Regions from separate parts of the Homo sapiens genome. Here region 1 is linked to region 2. Evidence: chromatin loops called from intact Hi-C (ENCODE). Cell type or tissue: CD4-positive, alpha-beta T cell. All regions are shown on one strand. Each heading gives the region's core, and the rest is flanking DNA. Links, peaks and the distances in the headings are about the cores only.

Region 1 (2,923 bases), core at 123-2,622, 1.4 Mb after region 2:
CTCAATATAAATTGCATAAGCTGATATATTATTCAATAGTAGACAATCTCTTGGTTTCAAATTCAGTACACCCTGACTTGACTCAATATACTTCTAAGTTAAATGGCAAGTATAGTTCATTCTACTGGGTAAAACTTCTTTTCATTTCTTCCCTCCAGAGATCTACGGTAACGTCACAAAAGACAACCTCACAGAAAAGCAAATTCCAAAGTTAAGAAATGCAGAACTTATATTAATAATGCCTCCCTAGGCTCTCTGATCTTCCTATTTAAAGAAAAAAAAAATCAAAAACCTAAGAAAGGAAATGTGGATTTTAGCTGCCTGACTATGTGGCCTTCATCTTAGCACTGTAATTAGCTTGCTATATATAGGTCTTTGGCCAATCCAGTTAATCTCTCCGACCCTCAACTTTCTCATCTAGAAAATAGGAAGCAATCAATTACAATTCTCTTAAAAGTACTAGCTTAGCTTTAAGTATCTACAGTTCGCCTCCACTTTCAAGTTTAGTCAACAATGCTAAGATCATACATTTGTAGAATAGTATAAATAGGCAGTAGTTCAAAACAAGTTAATGGATCAGGGGTGGTGGCCCACACCTGTAATTCCAGCACTTTGGGAGGCCAAGATAGAGGGATTGCTTTGAGGCCAGGAGCTTGAAACCAGCCTGGTCAACATAGTGAGATCCCATTTCTTTAAAAAACAAAATAAAACACAAGTTAATAAAGTTTCTACCTGCTTATCACTACTCTCCATCTGTTACTCCTATCTTAGGACCATTATGATTGTAATATTCTCTTTAATTATTATGCAGAATAACATGAAAGGTTTGCAGTAGATCGCCAGAGTATTTTGAGAATTAAAAAAAAAGAAAGAATAAAACGTAAAACACCCATATTTAAAACAGGGGATAAAGACTATATTTAAAAGACTTTGTGTTCCATAGGTATGTTTCAGGAAATCCATGATTCCCAGATCCTAGGTGGATTTTGTATATATAGGTAGATGTACATATATGCATTTTTAAGAAAAAAAGTTTCCAATAGTTTCCATCTGGTTACCAAATAGGTTAAAAACCACAAATTTAAAGATTTTATTTCAAATTGTCTACCAAAGGAAGAGGCAATTATGACTGATCACTACCTAACAGTTCACCATGAATCAGCATTTCAAGCACATTTAAATATAACACTTTGCTAACCAACATATCCATCAGATATAAAAGGCTAAAAACAAAAATAAACAAGACTTAAACACTGAAAAGGTCAGAAATTTACTACTGAAGCTAATCTAATATCAGTAGTCAACAATGCAGTCGAACAAAGTGTGGCATTTTTTTCTTTTAATACCTTAAGGTAGAGAAAGACTGCCATCTAGTGATGGCCCTTTTCTAACATTCCTTGAAATGATGTGGCCTTACAAGTAAACAGGACCGCTTAAAAATCTAAAAACTATATTCCATAATACCTGTTGGTCAGAGACTTATAGCTGATTACTAAATGATATGTAAGGTACTCTAATGTTTAAATTTCCATTACTATTAGAAAGCAGGATCTTGAGAACAAAGGCATAGGTTTTTGACATGTCCAGGTTATGTTGCAGTTAAACAAGACAATCTATGGAATAAACTGCACCACTAGTTTAATTATTTGTGATAATCTCAATAATATTCTTAGTAAAGTATATACTTTACTATAGTACTTAGTAAAAGGCAAACAAGAAGAAATATATGGAAATTAACTAAACTTTTTATAGCCTAAATTTGACTCAACTAAATAAATGCTGCCATGTGGAGTCTGGTTTCCAAAAACCCCCAAATAAACCACCGGTTTGTGCAAAAAGTAAATTATTTATCCTCGTATAACTATCTGGTGCATAGCTCTAGATTTCATAATGATACTATATCCATAGCCCACCTAAATTTCATGTGCATATTAAGAGATCTTAATTTATAAAATGGCACTTGAGTAATTCTGTTGAACAAATATTTACCATTCACCTGTACCAAACCACTACAGGATTATATCACTTGCTTAGAGCCTATATTAATTCAAATTTGCTTGTCAAAGAAGGAGGAAAAATAATGTTATAAGCATTATTTCATTTAAATCCAATGCATCTTATAAATTAGACATTATTCCCATTTTATAAATGAGAAACCTGTAACCCAAGATGAAGCAACTTGCCAACTTCACATAGCTAGAAAGTGTCCTCTCTACTGCATCAGTCTATCTCTTTGAACAAGGAAAGCAAGCAGGTGGCATGGGCCCCCAAAATGTTAGTTGAAACAGGTCTTAGAGATGGAAGACAAAGCTCTCATTGTACACTCAAGGAAACTGAGGCCCAGGCAAGTTAAATGCCTTAATCAAAATTAATTGCTTGCTACGATACAATTAGGCCTGACCCCCAAAGAAAACAGAAAAAGCTAATGCAATATGAAGCCCAACACAAAGCTAAGTGGTTTAAAAAGAGAGAGAGAGAGACAAACTTCTACTTCAAGATGAGTAAGTTGCCTATTAGTTGTGCCTACACAACTATTCTCTTCTTCCTCCTATTGGAAGAGTCCCAATTCATTCTGATATTTCTGTCCTACCACAAAGGATAAATATTAATTAGTCTGTAAACCAATCATGGTAATTGCATTCTCTTTGTGAGTGACCAGTTAATATATGGTGGTCAGTGACACACTTATCTCACCAATGAGAAGGAAAATCTGGCAGTGAGGATCCAAGAAAAGGTTTTCTTTCCTGAAGCATTCAGGAAAAGAAACTGCTTTTCCTGCCTTAGACATTGTCCTGTGAAAGCATAATGTTTGAGGATGCAGTAACCATTCTGAAAAGGAAGAAGATATTGCCCAAAAAATCTTAGAATGGCAAAGGGGAAAATGGAAAACACTCGGCTCTTTGATAGTGATGCAATCCTGAAA
Region 2 (2,923 bases), core at 297-2,796:
AACAGGGCAGGGGACTGCATTGGCCTTTTCTCCACTTTGTCTAAGTATGTAGTCTATCTTATTAGTCTGTGAAATAGTGTGTAATTTTAAGGGTTTTACTGACCATTTATAAGGAAGAGTTATACATAATGCAGGAGGCCAGGCACTGGAACGGTAGTGGTTTTCCTAACTATCGTGCAGCACAGCTTGTCTTAAGACAGGGTCTTACACACTGAATGATTTTTGGTATGTCTGGCCCTCAGCCATTAAATGTCAGTAGCTTCTGAGGTATTGGGTCAACCAAAGAACTGCTCTGCAGATCTTCAAACATCAGTGGATGGGATGGGATTTAGGAGCATACCGCCTTAGTGTTCTTAGGCTAAGAACACTAGAGGGGAAAAAAATAGAAGAAATAATATAGGGTCACAGAGAAAACTGAGTGAAGACTGAGAGGAATTCACAGCATGGGATTTGGGATTGGTTGCACAAAACTGTATATGCTACGCCTGAATAAGTAATGTAAGGGTTTTTCATGGATTATTTTGACCATAAGCAAGACAGGAAAATGGGCAACATGGTTGCATGTAAGTTCTATCTGGAATTTAAGTTGGGCTCTCAGTTGCCAACTCCAGGGAGCTGCCAGGAAGTAGATGTGCTTGAAGGACTCCTCAGTTCCCACCTTTACCCTGAAGTGTTCTGGAACCTGCACTTACTATCCCTGTGCCAGCCTGTCCCTCCTCCCTCCCTAAGGAGGGGAAGGGAAACACCCTTAAGAGGGAAAAATCAGCTCTGAGGTGAGGAAATAGGATAGTTACTAATTTGAGAATACTCATTTGGCCAGGCGAGGTAGCTCATGCCTGTAATCCCAGCACTTTGTGGGAGGATCACTTGAGCCCAGGAGTTTGAGACCAGCCTGGGCAATGTAGTGAGACACCTGTCTCTAAATAAGAAAAAAATTAGCCAGGCATGGTGGTGCCTGCCTGTGATCCCAGCTACTTGGGAGGCTGAGGTGGAAGGATCACTTGAGCCCAGGAGGTCCAGGCCACAGTGAGCCATGATTGTGCCATTGCATCCCAGCCTGGGCAACAGAGCGAGACCCTGTCTGGAAAAAAAAAAAAACAACTGATTTGACTTAATGTACTACTGGACTAGACTAAGGAAACTCAAAATAAGTTCAGTACAAGGAAGTGTCTTGACTTAAGTTATAACTGAAAAGTCACACAGACTTCCGCTTAGCAGGGGCTTGGTAGGATAGCTGCTGTCCTTAGAAAGGTTTTGGGCATGGCCAACCTTGGTCTGGTATTTCAGTAATAGACTGGATTGTGCCTCATTTTGGTCACCACACTTAAAAAATAATGTAGATAAATACAGGAGTCCATTGAAGGTGATTAAAATTATTGAAAGCAGGTAAAATAGCCCTAAGATTGGCATTGGTGTTTTTACTGCACCCCAGCCCAGATTCTTCTGAAGTTTTCAGTAGCACTACTACAAAAGACCACAAGGTGGTGACAAAATTCTAAGGTATCTTTTTTTTTTAAGCTAGATTTGGAAGCAATCACACATTCCCTGATGGAAATGAGGAAAAGAAAGCTTAAGAATGTCTATATTTCAAGTTTTATGGAATGATCAGAATACTTTCTCTAGCAGGTTTTTTGCAATACTTGCCCATTGTTTAAACGAAAAGATTTCATTCATGTTAAAGAACAATACTGGTAAATGAGTTAGATATTTGTCTCTTAGGCTTTAGCAGACATCAGCATTGTTTCCGTAGCTTTCTGCTCTCTTTTTCTCTCTTTTCTGTCCTCTGTACCTCTGTCCCCTTTCAAAAGACTCCATCATATGAGGAAGTCAATCTAATATAGTGGTTGAGGGCGTGGATTCCGGAGGCCTGCTGCTGAAGTTCAGATACAGATTACCAGTTATTAACTGTGCGACATACAGCAAATCACTTAGCTCTGTGCCTTGGTTCCTTTTTCTCTAAAATGGAGATGACAATAGTGCCTAGTTCATTGATTATTCTCAGGATTAAATGAATCTATAAGTGTAAGAGCACTTAGAGCAATGCCTGGCACATAAAAATGTTAAAATTATATGGAATTAAAATTTAAATGATTTTCTATTGGTTTATGGAGTTAACTTTTTAAAATTTATTAAGTAGATGAGTGAGCTGCATGAGGATTTTCTCTCTCTCACACACACAACTTCCAAATAAAATTTAGTTGCTTTTGGTTTAGGAGGCACTTAATAGCTTTCCTTTTCCTCTGTCCGTCATGTTTCCCTATTTCTTACCCTTACATTAGTCACTGAAGAGAAAAGGATAGGGATTTTGTTTATTTATATGAAAGATATTTATGTTAAAGTGAGACAAGAAAAAAAAAGTGGGGTTTTTTTTTTTTTTTTTTTTTTGAAACAGGGTCTCGCTCTGTTGCCCAGGCTGGAGTGCAGGCATGATCTCGGCTCACTGCAACCCCCCCTCTCCTGGGTTCAAGCGATTCTCGTGCCTCAGCCTCACAAGTAGCTGGGACAAGAGGCGCATGCCACCATGCCCAGCTAATTTTTGTGTTCTTTTTAGTACAGATGGGGTTTCACCATGTTGCCCAGGCTGGTTTTGAATTCCTGAGTTCAAATGATCTGCCCCCCTCGCCTCCCAGAGTGCTGGGATGCCAGGTGTGAGCCACCACACCTGGCCAAAAACATAGATTTTTTTGCCCTGTATTTTCTATGGGCACAGAAGAAAGACCTTTTCAATAATCAAGAAGATTTTTAAAAGGATATTATGCCTTACATATTTAACTATTTTAGGATCACATTAAAATGATCTGCTAATGAAATTAAAATCTGTACATTTACTTTATTCACTCTTTTTTGTTTTTTTGAGACATTCTCACTCTGTTGTCCAGGCTGGAGTGCAGTACCGCAATCATGGCTCACTGCAATATCTGCA

Evidence for each region. Hi-C counts contacts between places; a loop is a spot of excess contacts. Peaks named below come from ENCODE experiments on the same cell type or tissue, not always from the same donor. Only the 100,000 strongest peaks of a DNase experiment are listed, where the experiment ranks them.
Region 1: a loop joins it to region 2, with 13 times the contacts of the local background. A loop is called at or near these places in 2 of 110 quality-filtered maps.

The regions. Positions count from the first base shown.
Region 1 is chr2:72,744,597-72,747,519 of GRCh38, forward strand. All of the region lies in intron 1 of EXOC6B (exocyst complex component 6B), which reads right to left. Among named protein-coding and RNA genes, the nearest start is that of EXOC6B, 80 kb to the right of the region's middle. In CD4-positive, alpha-beta T cell, for the core only: CTCF peaks have their summits at 1,367 (motif pointing left) and 1,569; a DNase peak (open chromatin) is centred at 1,345.
Region 2 is chr2:71,298,136-71,301,058 of GRCh38, forward strand. No RefSeq gene overlaps it. Among named protein-coding and RNA genes, the nearest start is that of ZNF638, 32 kb to the right of the region's middle. In CD4-positive, alpha-beta T cell, for the core only: CTCF peaks have their summits at 1,529 (motif pointing right) and 1,730; a DNase peak (open chromatin) is centred at 1,466; H3K27me3 peaks cover 100 bases.